Linked DNA regions of Homo sapiens: region 1 is linked to region 2. Evidence: read pairs that join two places in POLR2A ChIA-PET (ENCODE). Cell type or tissue: PC-9. All regions are shown on one strand. Links, peaks and the distances in the headings refer to the core of each region. The heading gives the core; the rest is flanking DNA. Region 1 overlaps MYOF (myoferlin). Region 2 overlaps LOC101927013 (a long non-coding RNA gene).

What was found. Peaks named below come from ENCODE experiments on the same cell type or tissue, not always from the same donor. Only the 100,000 strongest peaks of a DNase experiment are listed, where the experiment ranks them.
Region 1: POLR2A ChIA-PET joins it to region 2 with 10 read pairs; 2 of 35 experiments call an interaction of 5 or more read pairs at or near these places.

What each region holds. Positions count from the first base shown.
Region 1 is chr10:93,406,068-93,415,110 of GRCh38, reverse strand. MYOF (myoferlin) reads left to right here. Exons shown (of 54, transcript NM_013451.4): 6 at 5,372-5,538; 7 at 6,196-6,324. Among named protein-coding and RNA genes, the nearest start is that of MYOF, 72 kb to the left of the region's middle. RefSeq lists an enhancer at 7,906-8,405. In PC-9, for the core only: no CTCF peak of the experiment used is centred there; no DNase peak of the experiment used is centred there.
Region 2 is chr10:93,743,231-93,752,273 of GRCh38, reverse strand. It overlaps LOC101927013 (a long non-coding RNA gene), which reads left to right. Exons shown (of 3, transcript XR_246160.5): 2 at 2,290-2,467; 3 at 6,167-6,528. Among named protein-coding and RNA genes, the nearest start is that of LGI1, 10 kb to the left of the region's middle. RefSeq lists enhancers at 2,190-3,172, 5,519-6,270. In PC-9, for the core only: CTCF peaks have their summits at 5,377 (motif pointing left) and 6,667 (motif pointing left); DNase peaks (open chromatin) are centred at 2,723 and 5,183; H3K4me3 peaks cover 299 bases; H3K27ac peaks cover 3,593 bases.

The DNA of each region.
Region 1 (9,043 bases), core at 765-8,764, 340 kb after region 2:
ATTGGGGCTGCTTGTGGGCTGGAGTAAGAGAGGAAGCAAATTGGAAAGATACAAAAGATGGCCTCTCAGCCAGGCGCGGTGGCTCACGCTTATAATCCCAGCACTTTGGGAGGCCGAGGAGGGTGGATCACTTGAGGTCAGGAGTTCGAGGCCAGCCTGGCCAACATGGCGAAACCCCGTCTCTACTAAAAATACAAAAATTAGCAGGGCGTGGTGGCAGGTGCCTGTAATCCCAGCTACTCAGGAGGCTGAGGTAGGAGAATCACTTGAACCTGGGAAGCAGAGGCTGCAGTGAGCTGAAATTGTACCACTACACTCCAGCCTGGATGACACAGTGAGACTCCACCTCAAAAAAACAAACAAACAAACAAACAAAAACACAAAACCACAAAAAACAACAAAAAAGATGGCCTCTCTAGTGGACTGAATAGTGGCCCTCTAAAATGCATGTCTATATGGAACCTCAGAATATGACCTTATTTGGAAACAGGGTCTTTGCAGATGTAATTAGTTAAGATAAAGTCACACTAAATTCAGTGACTGTAGTTTCTTGTTTGTTTGTTTTGTTTTTTGAGACAGAGGCTCTCTCTGATGCCCAGGCTGGAGTGCAGGGGCATGATCTCAGCTCACTGCAACCTCTGCCTTCCAGGTTCAAGCGATTCTCCTGCCTCAGCCTCCCAAGTAGCTGGGACCACAGGTGCACGCCACCACACCTGGCTAATTTTTTAATATTTTTAGTAGAAACGGGGCTTTGCCATGTTGACCAGGCTGGTCTTGAACTCCTGGCCTCAGGTGATCCACCCGCCTCAGCCTCCCAAAGTGCTGGGTTTACAGGTGTGAGCCGCCAAACCTGGCCCACTTGTTCTTATGAGAAGACGGGAGGACACAGAAGGAGAAAGGCTGTGTGACCACACAGAGGCAGAGACTGGAGTTATGCAGCCACAGGCAGGGCATGCTCAGGATTGCCGGGAGCCACTGGCTAGGAAGAGACAGGAAGGATTTTTCCCTCGAGGCTTCAGAGAGAGAACGTCTCTGCCAACATCTTGATTTTATACTTGTAAGGTTTGGAACTGTCGGGGAATACATTTCTTTCTTTTCTTTTCTTTTTCTTACCTTTCTTTTTCTTTCCTTGCTCTGTCACCCAGGACAGAGTGCAAGGGCATGATCATGGCTCACTGCAGCCTCGACCTCCTGGGCTCAGATGGTCCTCCCATCTTAGCCTCCCGAATAGCTCAGACTACAGGTGTGCACCACCACACCCGGCTAGTTTTTAAATTTTTTTTGTAGAGATGGGGGGTCTCCCTATGTTGCCCAGGCTGGTCTCAAACTCTTGGGCTCAAGCGATCCTCCTGCTTCGGCCTCCCAAAGTACTGGGATTAGAGGTGTGAGCCCCTGCGCCTAGCCAGAGAATACATTTCTATTGTTTTAAGTCACCCAGTTTGTGGGACTTCCTGCGACAGCCTTCAGAAGCTAATACAACCAGCAGCTTCCTGTTCAGTGGGTGATTCCTGACTTGGTGTGGCCCTCTGTGGTTGTGAAAGAGTTGCTCTTTGTAGATCCACTTGGCTGTGGATCACATTCAGGCCTGGGTCTCACGAACAGGGCCTGCCAGCACAACTGCTAGCATTTCACTCATGACACAGCTTGCACATCAGGGTGTGTTTAACAGTGCCATAGGGGCCCCCTCATTCTTTGTGGAACCCATAGCATTCTTTGTGGAGCCCGTACCATTGTTTAATCCTCTGCAGCTTCCTGCCACATAAAGGGGAGGTTTCCTGCTTGAATATTCTTCTGCTGCAAGGCACAGAGGCTGGCTGTCACCATGGCTTAGGCTGGTTTCCTCTGACCCATCCCTTTAGCCTAAAGTCTGAATAGCAGAAGACGTTCTTTGTTATCTGCAGGCTGATTCTAGAGCATCCACTGAGAATGTAATAAGTACTTGTCCAGAGTCCAGCATTGCAAAGGGGTATGATTGACCCCGACTTTTTCTCCTGCTTACTGCCATAAACAATCACCAGCCTAAAATGCTGTAATTATGGCAAGGAGGAAGTACAAATCACCAGCCTAAAATGCTATAATTATGGCAAGGAGGAAGTACCACTTAGGCCCAGGATGATGGAAGGAAGTTCGTCTTCGCTGCTTGGAGGAACCCAACAGCTGTCAGCCCCAGCCATTGCTCGGTCCAGGACAGGTTTACCGAGGGGAAGCGCCTGGCCCCCAGTGCTTCCCCGAGGCTGGTGCCAAGGTTGGGAGGAGCACCCCTTCAGCCATCTGGGTGTTCTTTCCTGAGAGTTGTTCAGTAGTTTTTCCAAATGTGAAGGCACATTTGTGCCTGGGATCCTGTTCCCCTTCCCATTTGTTTACTCATTCCACATTTATCAAGCACTTTCTATATACTTTGTGTAATGAGTTCTGTAAGGCATGGGGCAGAAACAAAGAAGCAAAGGCAAGCTCCTTGCTTCTGAAATGCCTGGGAGTAGGGGAAGCCTATGGGTTGACAAGCAGGTGCAAGACTATGTGGTGAGGACTAGAAAGAACAATGTGTGGCGGGTAGGAGAGAGCGGGACTAACTCCATCTGGAAGAGGTGGGGAGGGCATGTTGGAAGACAGTAAGTTTCATCTGAAACTTAAGAAGGAGAGGAACTTACCTGGTAGAGAGTAGGATGAAGAAGATTCCAAGAGCTTGGATCCAGGTGCCCTAAGAGAGACAGCAGGTAAGCCCTTCTTTTGAAGTCTCTTCAAGAATAGGCAAGAGGAGGTCCAGATCATCTTGCAGAGGACAAAGATTCCTTATCTTTGACTTCCATGAGGTTTTCCCAGTAGCCTGAAAAAGATGTTGAGGTACTAGGAGCATAACATGTCCTTCACCTACAGCCTGGTTTTAAACCCAGTTTTATACCAGAGAGGCAGTGTGAAAACTTGGTCCTGGTTTTAGCTCAGCTTCTAATAACTTAACCACAGGCAAGTTGCCTTAGCTTTCTGGACCTCAGTTTTTCTGTCTGTAAAATGGGGTGAAGGGTAGGTTGGATCAAGGATCTCTAAGGTCCCTTCTAGGACAACATTCTGTGGGTCCATGGCTACTTGAAGGAAGTGTGAAGTGAGGATCTACAGAGTGTTGAGTCAAAGGATCAGAGGACAGAGTAGGGAGTCACACTCAGTGAGTAGGAGACAAAAACAGGGGCCCACAGAAGAACCTGAAAAAGCAGATCGGGGGAGGAGAGCTGCAATGATCTAAAAATATGTATATGAGCACTGGTGTCCAAGGCTGTGGAAGATCCAATATGGAGATACAGAAAAGGGCACGGAGCTTGGCAAAGAGAGGTGATTGACTTTTGAAGAACAGAAGCCAGGCTAGGATGGGCGAAGCATGAATGAATGGATGATGAGGAGCAGGGCCCACCCTGGGCTAAATTGCAAAGCAGTGCATGTGGAGGCCCCCTTTTCCCTTGTGGCTGCCTCTTCCTCACTTTGGGACCCCTGCCTGCTGTGCTGCCCATGGACTGCTCCAGTGCCCCATCCCCACACCCCCCATAGCTGGTTCCAGGAAGTGTCCTGTGCTCCAGAAGAAGCCCCTTCCAATTGCAGTGGTCTGAATGGTTGTGTCCCTCCACAATTCACACATTGAAATCCTAACCCTGAACGTGATGATATTAGGCAGTGAGGCCTTTAGGGAGGTGATTAGGTCACGGGGCCAGAGCCCTCATGCATGGGATTAGTGCCGTGATCAAAATGGGCTCAAGGGAGCTCCTTTGCTTCTTCCATCATGGGAGGCAGAGAAGGCTCCAACTGCAAACCAAGAAGTGGGCCCTCACCAGACACTGAATCCGCCGGTGCCTTGATCTTGGACTTCCCCACCTCCAGAACTGTGAGAAATAAATTTCTGTTTTCTAAAAGCCACCCAGGTTGTGGTATTTTGTTATAGCAGCCCAAGCAGGTGAAGACACCAACCAAAACTGATTACACAGCAAAACTAAAAAATAAACAGTTAATTTATTGGGTGCTTCTGTATGCCAGATACTGTGCTAAAGGCTTCGCCTATAGATAATTACACCTTTACAGTAACCCTGTGGTAAATACTATTATTTTCCCCTCTTTACAAATGAAGAAACTGAAGCTTAGAGAAATTAAGAAACTTACTCAGACTCACATAGCTCGAAAGTGGAGGGTGGGGAGTGGATTGAGCCTAGGCCACGTGGCTTCAGAGCCCAAGATTTCAAGAGCTATGCTACATAGTAATCTGATGAAACTCATTCATACCAGGATGTGAATGACTGACAGGTGACTGTCCTTGGAAATTAAATCTCTTTCATAATCTTGCATCGTAGAGAAGGAGTTTCAGAATCCAAAAGCAGGGTTCTAGACAGGGTGGCTTGTCTTCTAGGCTCTCTTAGATTATATTGTACAGATTACCAGAAGTTCTAACTCTTTGTGTATTAAGAAAAGAAAAGCTAAAGTTTGTCAGCGAGTTTCAAAGAGCTCGTGAATAAAAGAAAGAGGAGAGGTAGTAGGCAGAGTTGATTTTTGGTTTTTGGTTTTGTAGGGAGAGAAAGATCTGTGTCTACTTGAAGGCAGAGGAAAAGCTGCAATAGAGACGGAACCCCCAGAGGTACACAAGAGAGAGGAGACATTTGGGGAGCCTGAAAATAATCAGGAGGTAGTAGGATCTGCAAATATTCAGGAGGTAGCAGGATCTAATGCATGGCAGAGGGTTGAGATTTTCACTCTGCTGAGCAGGGTAAACCTTTTCCTGAGTGCAGAGGGAAGGTAGAGGGATAAAGGAGGGGACACGTGTGTGTTAAAGTGACAAACCAGGAGGAGGAAGGAAGAGCAAGATGATCACCTTGGTGCTTGGCAAGAAAATGAGGAGAGTTTCTCTTCTGCCATTAGGGTGGAAAGAGCAGTTGTGAATTAGGAGGCTCAAGCAGGAAACAGTACAAATAGATCACGAGCAGATCTCTAGAGAGAAGATCTGCAGTGGGAGGGATGGAGTTGAAGCTTGTCATTGCAAGACTGCAGTGTTCCGTGATGTTTCTTCCTTTTTCCATCCTAACACTAATGAGAACTCAGCAATCCCTGGCTGGGTCCAACGGTGCCATCTCCTCTCATTGTCCCTGTGATCTCTGCCATTCTCTTGGTCTCTTCGAAGGCAACCTGAGCAACAGCCCCGATGTACTGTGAACACATTTTCCTAAAGAATTTTTCCAAGTCACAAGAAGTCCCAAGTCAGTGTCACCAAGAGGATCTCCTTCACCTGCCACTTTAGGAACACTTAAAACATAATGGCAGACAAAACCGTGTCCTGGAAACCTGAGCCTTTGGACATTTACAGGATAAGGGCTATCCCTCACTGGGTTTCTTTCTGATATTTTAGGAGATGGGGAAGAAGATGAAGGTGATGAAGACAGGTTGGACAATGCAGTCAGGGGCCCTGGGCCCAAGGGGCCAGTTGGGACGGTGTCGGAAGCTCAGCTTGCTCGGAGGCTCACCAAAGTAAAGAACAGCCGGCGGATGCTGTCAAATAAGCCACAGGACTTCCAGGTAGCAACGGCCTGGCGTTCTGCTTCTTTGTTTAATCTTTATATTGCCCATCTTCTGGCAATTGCAGTGATGTTTCAGTGGACCTATTCCAATGGACAATGGCTCAACCGGTAAAGAGAGATGTCAGTGTATAAACCCAGTAAGAAAAGCTCTCCATCTTTCTTCTGCAGGCACAAGTGGGTTTAGTCTAGCCAGCTGATGGTCTCCAGAGAAATAAAACTATAATTCTCCTTCCCTTTGGCAGAAGGAAAGAGCTAATCAAAGAATAGAAGCGCAAATACTGTGTTTTTCGCAGCTCTGGGCCCTGTCTTAGATTTGGAAGGCAGCTATGGAGTTAGTTCATCACTAGGCTCAGCAAGACCAGGTGCATGACTGGAGTCTGAGCAGTGACCTCCACCTGCCCTGCCCTTTCCCAGGCCGGCTTTGAATGATTTCATCCCTACAGCTGCTCTTGGTCTCTATAACCCAACCCCAGTTCCCATCTTGGGAATGACCCTAGGTGGCTCCACCCAATTGGTAGCACCTGGTATAGCACAAAGCTGCCCTGGCCTGGTGTTAGCAATCCTAATAGGTGAAGGAAATGAAGCAACACCTGAGGATCCTAAGGATCCCACGTGCTGGGAAAGGTTGGGTAACCATCCCCCTTCTGTGCTGCAGATCCGCGTCCGAGTGATTGAGGGCCGACAGTTAAGTGGTAACAACATAAGGCCTGTGGTCAAAGTTCACGTCTGTGGCCAGACACACCGAACAAGAATCAAGAGAGGAAACAACCCTTTTTTTGATGAGGTAAAGGGGTTGAGAGGGCATGTTTCTGCTCATGAGTCCCACTGGGGAGGGAAACACGGGAGCAGCTTCACTGGTGAAGACACCACTGAGTTCCAAGTAGAGATCACAGGAACAAAACTAGGTGTGACCATGTGAACGCATGGCAGGGTCTTGGAAAAAGCCCTGGAGTTTAAGCTTCATGGTAAACCCACTTCTGCTATTGGAAAAGGAGAAATAGGTAAGTAACAAATATAGCTTTTTTTTTTTTTTGAGATGGAATTTCGCTCTTGTTGCCCAGGCTGGAGTGCAGTGGCGTGATCTCGGCTCACTGCAACCTCCACCTCCGGGGTTCAAGTGATTCTTCTGCCTCAGCCTCCCAAGTCGCTGGGATTACAGGCATGCACCACCACACCTGGCTAATTTTATATTTTCAGTAGAGGTTTCACTATGTTGGTCAGTCTGGTCTCGAACTCCTGAACTCAAGTGATCCACCCGCCAACAAAGTGCTGGGATTACAGGCATGAGCCACCGCGCCCGGCCAGCATTTATTTAAATAAAATTGTTCACTTGGGACAATCTAAAAGATATCTAGCTTTTAGATATCTAAAAGCTAAATGATGTGAAGATCCAAGGCTAAGCAGGTATGGGGGTACACACCTGTAATCCCAACACTCAAGAGGCTGAGACGGGAGGAGTGCTTGAGCCCAGATTTTCAAGACCAGCCTGGGCAATATAGTGAGATGCCTTTAAAAAAAGGAAAATTACCTGGTCCCCTCTGTCAGTGGTTCTCAGAGATGCTGTTGCCTTTCTGGTGTTTTTGTGATAACTTCTTGATGATCCCTTCGACCCTTATGAGAGAGGACATGATGTCTCCTAAATCTACCTTTGCTTATTCTAATTAGCAGGGTGTCTCTGAGGGACAACTCTCGTGACTAATCCAGTTTTTTAGAGGTGTCAAAACGTACTTGGCTGCAAAAATAATATATGTTAAAGGAAAGCAGTTATTAGCACACAGGGGCTTTGTTTGTTTTGCCCCCCATACTGATAAATTTTTTTTTTTTTTTTTTTTTGAGACAGAGTCTGGCTCTGTCGCCCAGGCTGGAGTGCAGTGGCGTGATGTTGGCTTACTGCAAGCTCTGCCTCTTGGGTTCACGCCATTCTCCTGCCTCAGCCTCCCGAGTAGCTGGGACTACAGGCGCCCGCCACCACGCCCAGCTAATTTTTTTTTTTTTTGTATTTTTAGTAGAGACGGGGTTTCACCATGTTGGCCAGGATGGTCTCGATCTCTTGACCTCGTCATCCACCCACCTCGGCCTCCCATAGTGCTGGGATTACAGGCGTGAGCCACCACACCCGGCCTTTTTTTTTTTTTTTTTTTTTTTTTGAGACAGAGTCTCTGTTGCCAAGGCTGGAGTGTGGTGGTGCAATCTCAGCTCATTGCAACCTCCACCTCCCAGGCTAAGGCAATCCTCTCTCACCTCAGCCTCGCAAGTAGCTGGGACTACAGGCACACACCACCACGCTCAGCTAATATTTGTATTTTTAGTAAAGATGGGGTTTTGCCATGTTTCCCAGGCTGGTCTCAAACTCCTGGCCTCAGGTGTTCCACCTACCTTGGCCTCCCAAAGTGCTGGGATTACAGGCATGAGCCACTGCGCCCTGCCTCCCATACTGAGAACTTAGCCTGTTCTACTGCCCTCTTTTATAACACTCCTCAAAAATACATGATACCTTGACAATCATCTCAAATGCCACAAAACTCCATGACTGGGCTGTGGGGAGAAATGATATATTTAGGGAACTTTTCAGAGTCTTGGCCAACTGTGCTGAGGAGACACATTTCTGGGATTCCTCAGGCCTATGTCTCCTGCTCTGTTCTCCAGCCCAGGCCTGTCTTACCACACTACCTCTTCATTCCCTACGGCTCTAATCCCAGCTCTGGCGTTTGTCCTTTTTTTTTTCCTACTTCTTTATTCAGAAAAGAAATGATTTCTTCTATGCCGCGTTTCTATTTCTTCCTCTTCGTTCAAACTGGCTTCCAGCTCTGCAGAAGGTCCTATTTTCTTCTCACCTCTAACCTCTAACCTCTCCCCTCAAAGGAATCGCAGACGACAGCAGGCAGCCAAGTACAGTAGTATACACATTCTCATGAGAGGTAGGGGCTGCACAGAGATGGGGCACTGGAAATGGACTTCAGGGAAGGCAGAGAGATTCACGTTGGAGGGCAAGACTGGATGGGTGGGGAGGAGGCAAGATGCTGGATTACTTGGGCCTAACGCGTAAACCCTGTCTATGCATTGATAATGCAGGCTTCCTGTTGACTCAGCTGCATTCCCAGGAGCCCAGCAAACATCTCCACCTTCCTCAGAATTTTCCCATTTTAATGAGTTTGAGGGGGATTAGACCTCTTGGCAAAAGAGAAGTCCAGTACATTAATCGATAAAAAAATTTTACGGGATAGGAGAAACAAAAGTAAGATGATAAAAACAAATATATATATATATATATATATATATATAAAAGAGGTTTACTAAAAAAATTTCTAGCCTGGCCAGGCGTGGTGGCTCACGCCTGTAATACTGGCACTTTGGGAGGCCGAGGTGGGTAGATCATTGGAGATCAGGAGTTCAAGACCAGCCTGGACAACATGGTGAAACCCCGTCTCTACTAAAAATACAAACAATTAGCCGGGTGTGGTGGCACACACCTGTAGTCCCAGCTACTCAGGAGGCTGAGGTAG
Region 2 (9,043 bases), core at 397-8,396:
ACTATTATTTCCCCTATATTAGCAGAAAAGGAAACAGAGGGTCAGGAGGTTAAGTCGTGTGCCCAGGGTCCTGTAGCTAGTGAAAGGTGGTGCTGGTATCGAAATTAGGTGTCCTGGCTCTGATGTCCACAGCATTAGCCACTGCTGGACACTGCCTCTCTGATGGGCTGTGTGGAATGAGGGATACCGTGAGCTGCTTCGGAGCTGGTAGCACCTCACTGGCTGGGCGCTACTATTGTACTACAATTCCCAGCATGCAACTGGGCTGGCTATCATCTTAACCCCTTCTTCACCAAAAGTTCCTCACTGTCTTGGGTAAAATCTTTTTTATTGGCAAAATCTGATCTCCCTCATGGATAATTATGCAATTGAGGCATAAATGTAGATATAAGTGGCAGCAGATAGGGGAGAGGGTAAGATTCTAAGTTAAAGTACCCTCCACATTTTTTAGTATTTGAAGGAAGACATTGGAGATTACTATGGGAAAGATTTTTTAACTTAGAAATGTGTACTATGAAAACGTCGATGGGGATGTTTTAAAGCACCCATTCTCAAAGTTGGCTACACTTTCGAATCACCTGGGGAATTAAAAAAAATACTTAAAGTTTGGGTCACATTCCTAGAGGTTCTGATTTAATTGGTCTAGGGTATGGCTGTTAAAAGCTCCCTATGAAATTCTAGAGAGTTCCCCATGGGTATAAAACAGGAGGCACAGCTTGTCATGCAGTGGGGGCATATGGGGAAGCATCAGGGCTGGTCAGGGGCCCGAGGGAGCAAGGGGAAAATGCAGACAAGAGCCTTTATTGTGATTTCTGCAGGAATGGTAATGCAAGACAGGGTAAACAGGCTCAGGATTGGCTCCTTTGAATAAGTTCAGTGAACTTTGGGGCACAGGGACTGTCCCTAGTTGTCTGTTACTGGCCCTGGGGTGATTAGAGTAGGTGGATGGTGGCCCCGAGAGACGGCCCAATAAAGGAAGTGATTGGGGGTATGGATACTGGATCGGTTGGTTTGCATAGGAAAGGTGCGCCCTCCCACGTGAGTCATTTACTGTTTCTCGGAATTGGCTAACCCTGGGAGTGGCAGTCCCTCCAGGGTCATCAGCACAGCCCCAGGTGTCAAAGCATCAGGATACAGAAAATTTAAAAACATGTTGAATGTATCCTTCCACTCTTCAGCAGAAAGCAGCTGACCGGGCTTAAAGAGAACTGGGAAGAGCTTGAAGCCTGGGGAACCATCCCATTAGGAATGGTGGTCTGCAGGGAAGGAAGCAGGAGGGCTAGTGAAACAAGGAGAATTTCAGCCATGGCTCTATTTAGTTTATCAAGATTCCAAACCTGTCACGGAATGACACCCAAGCGAATGGGAAGAAAGGCGGCAAGTTCTGCCTTTAAAAGCCTCCTTGTAGAGACCTCCGCACTCCCATGTTTACTGCAGCACTATTCGCAATAATCAAGATATGGAATCAAGTTAGATGTCCAACAACAGATGAATAGATAGAGAAAATGTAGCATATACACACCATGGAATACTATTTAGCCATTAAAAAACAGTGAAATCCTGCCATTCATGGCAACATGGATGTTGGAACTGGAGGACGTTATGTTAACGGAAATAAGCCAAAAACAGAGAGTTAAACACCACATGTTCTCATTCATACGTGGAAGCTTAAAAAAGTTGATCTCATAGGAGTAAAAAGTAGAACAGAGGATACTAGAGGCTGGGAAGGGTAGGGGGAGGTGGAGGGCATACAGAAAGTTTTGTTAAAGGACATAAAATTACAACTAGATAGGAGGAATAAGTTCTAGCGTTCTATACCACTGTAGAATGACAATAGTTAACAATAATAGAGTTTCAAATAGCTAGAAAGAGGATATTGAATGTTCCCAACACAAAGAAATGATAAATATCTGAGATGATGGATATGCTGATTACCCTGATGTATCAAAACATCGCTATGTGCCCCATGCATATGTACACTTATTATTTGTCAATTAAAAAATAAATATTTAAGAAAGCCTCCTTGAAGGCAGTACCCACAATTTATTTATCTTTTTATGCCCTTGATTAAATGATCATTACCTAGCAGAAACAGTTAAAATGGTCTTATAAAAGAGAAAAGTTAGTTTAGAGATGTGGGCTGGTACTTTGCTCTTAAAAAATAGAGTTTTTCTTAATTTTTATTACCAAAGTTAAGTATGCTGAATTTATACATTTCTATACCTGCCTTTAAACTCAAGCAGAACCTGAATTAACCATTGATTGGAGTTTATTGCTTATGTCCCCAAGGGAAGCGCCTCCTCTGGCTCATGCTGGTGGGAGAAAATGAACCAGCCCTGCTTTCTCTCCCTGGTTCAATTCCCAGCAAAGGAAAAACAATGTAATTCATGATGATGATGACAATGACAATGACGACAACAACAATAACCAACCTTTAACACATCCTTATAATGTGCCAGACCCTGCGGTAGGTGCATTAGAATAATTACCTCATTTAATTATTGTAACATAGTTTGGTTAATTTGCCCCCATTTTTCATATGAGCAAACTGAGGCATGGAGAGGCTAGGCAGCTTGCCCAAGAATAAGAGGCTGTGCTGGCTTGAAAGTGAGGCATTCAGACATTAGTGTCACATGCTCTTAATCGCTCCACAGCACCATCTCCTTGGATCGGAGTGATTTCCTGGAGCAAAGGTAATCTGATCTTATTCACACAGGAGCAGGCAATAACTGCCTGAGTACAGAACTCCTATGAGGCGATTGGTGTTGGAACCCTGAGTAGTCTAGTTACATAACCAGCATAACCCTTGGAAAAGCTGTCGCATAAGGGAAGGCTGCCTCTGGGACTAGAAGAAAGACTATGCCAAGATCTGGTTCTGCAATAGATGAGCTGTTTGACCTTGGGCTCAACGCTTCACATTTAGGCTCTGATTTTCAAAGGAAGTTCTTGGGCTGGGTAATCTCTGGAGATCCTGTCATGTAAGCAGCCCCTGCCAGCACTCCTACTGGGGAGTGATTACCATAAAGACAAGGAAAGTGTTAAGCAGGTTCTTGCACCTCCCAAAGTAAGTAGCAAATAGCTGTTTGGGTGTCCTGAGGAGTTCTGAAAACACTGGGCCTAGTTGCCTCCTGCTTCATCTTGCACCATATGCCTGAAGCTAGTGAATGAATAAACATCACTCGTGGCTATTTCTGGATGCTCAAGAAACTTTGAAAAAAAAAAAAGAATTATTATTTTTGAGGAGAGTATTATAGAAGACCCAGGGGAAGACAGGGTAGGGAGGAGAGTGAGGATTCTCTTTGTTGTGATCCTAGAATTCCCATTAGGTGGACTGGAAATGCTAGACTTACCATTGTTGGACTGGAAATGCTAACATCCTGAAACTCTTAGGACCTCTGCATGAAGAATTGTCCTGCCCCAAATGCTCTTAGCACCCCCACTGAGAAGGAGTAAAAGAGTTTCTCACAGTGGAAACACTGCGAACCTCTTTATGCATTTTTCTGAACATCAGTCAATAATCCATTAACTCGGGGAAGCTGAATGCTCTTCATACAGGAATCCAAAATAAATTGACAGATATCCTCTGGGAAGAACTGTAGAAAGGCTCTGTGGGCTTGAACAAGGCATTTCATTTCCTTGGGCCTCAGTTTCTTTATCTTTATAGCACTAACATTCTATAGCTTCCTAATTTCTCTCCCCAGAAAGGAGAAATAATTTTTAAACACAGAGGCTTAGAAAGAGTTTGTTTTCCAATTCGGGGCATGCTAGGTACATGTACTGCAGTTAACCAAAATGCACATGGTAAAGTTTAAGCCAAAAGAATGCAGAATCAGGCCGGGCATGGTGGCTCATGCCTGTAATCCCAGCACTTTGGGAGGCTGAGGTAGGCGGATCACAAGGTCAGGAGATCGAGACCATCCTGGCTAACACAGTGAAACCCCGTCTCTACTAAAAATACAAAAAATTAGCTGGGCATGGTGGCGGGTGCCTGTAGTTCCAGCTACTCAGGAGGCTGAGGCAGGAAAATGGCGTGAACCCGGGAGGCGGAGGTTGCAGTAAGCTGAGATCGTGCCACTGCACTCCAGCCTGGGCCAGAGAGCGAGACTCCATCTCAAAAAAAAAAAAAAAAAAGAAAAAAAAAAGAATGCAGAATAAAATTATCCCAGAATATTTTTAATAAGGTATGATCTTAATGACTTAGCATTTTTTTCTGGAAATATATTTGAATTTTATCAGAACTAAGCACCAAAAATTTAGGCAAGGTCATGGAAGGCCACCCTTTTTACTGGCTAGACTTGAATAGAAATCTACTCAAGAAAAGAAGTTTGTTAGGGAATTAAAAAAAAAGGATAATTCTAAGTCATGGGCAAGGTGGAAATAATCTAGCCAGAAAATATATTTGGGGGTGGTACTAAGGAAAAGCAGTGGCTCTAAGAGGTATTGCCCTAGAGCGGGGCATGGTTATTGGAATATAAAGTTGAAAATATGATTACTCTTCTATCTTCCTCTTCTTCTTTATGGCTGAATCACTCCCAAGATAGTTCTTAGCAGGTTTTTATTTATTTATTTATTTATTTATTTTTATTTTTGAGACAGAGTCTCACTGTGTCACCGAGGCTGGAGTGCAGTGGTGTGATTTCAACTCACTGCAACCTCCGCCTCCTGGGTTCAAGCGATTCTCCTGCCTTAGCCTCCCGAGTAGCTAGGACTACAGGCCTCCACCACCATGCCTGGCTAATATATATATTATATATATATATAGTATTTTTAGTAGAGACGGGGTTTCACTATGTTGGCCAGGCTGGTCTGCAGTTCCTTTTTTTTTTTTTTTAAAGATACTTCTTCATTCTTTCGAGGAAGTTATTAACTGCTTTTGTTTTGTTTTAGTTTTTTGGTTTAAGATTCTGAAGTTAAGAGGAAAATCATGCAACTAATCTGTTCATGCTTTGGAAACTTGAACTTCATGATGTTGGATTTCAGCCTTTTTGCTTTTGTCTTATCCCTTTAGAAGGGATCTGTTTTGTTTTGTTTGGCTTTATACTGTCGTTCTGGAAGAACTCAGAGCTTTCCATTGCTGCCCGTGACTTATGGCCTGTGTTACACCCATTGGTTTCTGTAGGAATGATGACCCAAGAAGCTGGGAATGTGACCGCAGAAAATAGCAAAGCAATGAGGAAACTGGTTATGACCATAGGATTAGTGCCCTGAGGGTCCAGGGCAGAAATGGGTGTTAACAGCAGAGAAGCACAAGGCTTCTGCACCAGCCTACTGCTGGCTCACATTCAACACTGCCCCTATTGCTCCCAGCAGTGCAGCAAAGAAGACAAAGGAACCCATGCTTGCTGGGCCCCCTGCAGGCCAGGTGCTTCCCATACATTGTCTCTGTTGATCATTTCACCTGCCGTGTGAGCAAGGCATTATCCCCACTGAAGCTTACAGAGGTTAGACTCGTCCAAGACAATATATTTTGGCTTCAAACTGACTTCTGTCTGTTTCCAAAAATATTTTTCATGTGACTTATTTTTGATGTATATAAACTTATAGACAGTTCTTGAATTCTTGTCTATGTGAAGCACATATTGTGTGAAGTATTTGCATGGGGCCAGGCGCGGTGGCTCACACTTGTAATCCAGCACTTTGAGAGGCTGAGGTGAGCGGATCACCTGAGGTCAGGAGTTCGAGACCAGCCTGGCCAACATGACAAAACCCCGTCTCTACTGAAAATACAAAAATTAGCCAGGTGTGGTGGCAGGCGCCTGTTATCCCAGCTACTCAGGAGGCCGAGGCAGGAGAATCACTTGAAACCGGGAGGCAGAGGCTGCAGTGAGTCGAGATTGCATTACTGCACTCCAGACTGGGTGACAGAGAGAGACTCTGTCAAAAAAAAAAAAAAAAAAAGTCTGCATGGTATTGTTTGCTTATATGATGTTTAGAACAAGGAAACGACTGAGGCTGACCATGCTCTGGCTCTGGAGGCTCTCTGGGGATACCTGGAGGAGTCTTTGGGTCACACCAAAACACTAGGATGCAGCCTAATGTGAAGATTACAACTCAAGTCTTGGCTTTGCTATTTAGCAGCTGAGTGACCTTGGGCAAGTTTTCATTGTCTCTCAGCCTCAGTTTCCTCATATATAGCATGGAAATAATACTAGTGTTTCTCTTACAGGATCACTGTGAAAAGAACATGAGATGCCCTTTGCAGGGACATGGATGGAGCTGGAAGCCATTATCTTCAGCAAACTAACACAGGAACAGAAAACCAAATACTGCATGTTCTCACTTATAAGTGGGAGCTGAACCATGAGAACATGGACACAGGGAGGGGAACAACGCACACTGGGGCCTGTGGAGGGCAGGCGGGGGGAGGGAGAGCATCAGGATAAATAGCTAATGCATGCTGGGCTTAATACCTAGGTGATGGATTGATAGGTGCAGCAAACCACCATGGCACACATTTACCTATGGAGCAAACCTGCACCTCCTGCACATTTACCCCAGAACTTAAAATAAAATAAAATTTAAAAAGGACACGAGATAATGTAAGAAAGTAGTTAGCCCATAGAAAGCTGTTACTATTCCAGTATGTATCCTACTACCCACGGTGCCGCTTATATAAGAGCGCCCTCCTGAGGCTGTCAGAATAACTGGGGCGAGGCAGGGAATGAGAGGGGACACCAGGCCTGAGGAGTGAGGAGAACAGACTAGAATGGCTTCCTGACCGAAACTACACCCGCTCAACCCCAGGCCTGTGTAATAGGCACTTCCACTTTAGTGTGAGGGTAAATCCCAGAACACTGAAGAAACACAGCCCAGAGCTGGCATCCTTTTGGCCATTTCCTGAAGTGGAGCTGGATTTCAGAGGGCTGTCTCAAATGACAGTGTCAGCACTAGGAGCTGATGGTTAAAGCTCTGCAAGAAAACAGCATCCAGCATTTTCTTTTGCTACTCTCATGGGCCAACATGAAAGTGCGTAATGATGGACACAGGCTTTGCTTAAGTGGTGAGTCTATCATCCAACCTTTGACTATAATTATGTTGCTCAGATTAGAGCTAAGTAAACACTGGATTTGTTTTTTTTTTTTTTTTACTACGAGCAAATGAATTTTATTTCTTACTCAGCATAGTTGTCCCAGTTTGTTTATTCAACAAACGTTTAAGCGTGTTCTCCATGCGTGGTGCTTGTGGCACTGGGCATTCAGTAGAAAGCTAGAGGCCAGGCGTGGTGGCTCACGCCTATAATCCCAGCACTTTGGGAGGCCGAGGCAGGTGGATCGATCACCTGAAGTCGGAGTTCAAGACCAGCCTGGCCGATATCGTAAAACCCCGTCTCTACTAAAAATACAAAAATTAGCTGGGCATGGTGGCACATGCTTGCAATCCCAGCTACTTGAGAGGCTGAGGCAGGAGAATCGCTTGAACCTGGGAGGCCCAGGTTGCAGTGAGCTGAGATCGCGCCATTGCACTCCAGCCTGGGAAACAAGAGCAAGACTGTCTCAAAACAAAACAAACAAAACAAAACAAAACAAAACAATAAAAAAGAAAGCTAAACCCACAGAGTTCCTGCCTTCTAGTGGAGGAGATGAGCAATTAAACAAGAGAAAACAAGTGCGGTGAGGGTGATGTGCAGGCTGGCGGAGCAGCAACAACAGCACAGAATCCTGACTACGGTTTGAACTAAACCTAAAGGGCCCCGACTCTGCCTTGATCTCTCCAGAAAGCCTCCCAGGGCCCTGACTTCCCTGTGCATGTCAGGTGACCACGGTGGTGGGCAGCTTCCCACCTCAGCCTCTTCCCTCAGTGAGATCTGGGAAACCTCCTCCCTCCTTTGCCTCTGAATTCTCACAAAGAGGACCAAGGGTTTTGAGGCATAGTTTTTAGGAAGAAAACAGGGAACAAGGAGAATAATAATAAAGAAGAAAAAAAGTACAAGAAGTAAAAGGTATCTTGCCTTACTGGGCCTTGGTTAGGTGCTGAACATTGTGCTAAGAATCTTTCGATGTATATTACAATGTGTTGTTCATTTCTCTGAGGTTGATATTGTTGATATGTCCATTTTTCCCGATAAGGAAACTGAGGGTAAAGAGGAGAAAGAAATAGGTCATAAACTTCACCAAAGGCAGAGCTATTATTTGAACCCAAGAAAATGTGAAAGTTAATTGATCATTTCTTAAGGGCAATTTTATTTTGTTTTTTGCAGGGGCAGTAGAGGGAGACGTTGTTGTTCCCAGAAAGGGGCCTTTAGGGAGAATAAAGAAAGGAATCCTTGATAGGGGTGCTAAATCCTCCAGTACCTGGTAGTGCTGGCCACAGGAGGAGCTCAATAACTATTGAATAAGGCAGTGAGGGAGGGCATGAGGAAGGGAGTGAGGGGATGAGTGTGGCCCCTCCCAGCCTACCAGGACCTGTATGGCTTTTCTCTCATGAATCCCAGTCACGAGCCAGCTGCCTGCATCCTCTTTTCTTCCATCTTGCAGCTGCCAGGCGTTTAGGGTAGCTTGGTGGTTGGTTTCCACCACTCTCCTCAGTCCTTGAAATCCTCATTCTTACAACACTCGCTGTACCTGGGACTTGGTCTCCATGGCTTTTCCAGATGTTACTGCCCTGGAAGTCAATCCCACAGGACCATTTTATTTTAAGGGTCAGAGGGCTATAGTAGTTCAAGACCCCGGTGGATGCCTGAAACCATGGATAATACTGAACCCTATTTAATTGTGCTTATATGGGTATTGATGATATAATATTGCAAAATTACTGCAGACATTATAATTACATAAAAAAAATAGTAAGTTGAAGAATAATTCCATGACAGTAAATCAGTCTAAAATAAATTAAAATAGAAAACTCCAAATTAATGGCAGCAAGTATATTTAAAAAATAAGAATATGAGTAAAAAGACAAGACCTGACAAAGGAGAGTTTCAACACTACAGTTTATGTATATATTATACTAAGTTTTGATTTTTTGTTCGTTTGTTTTTGAGACAGGGTCTTGCTATGTTGCCCAGGCTGGAGTGCAGTAGCTATTCACAGGCATGATGGTAGCT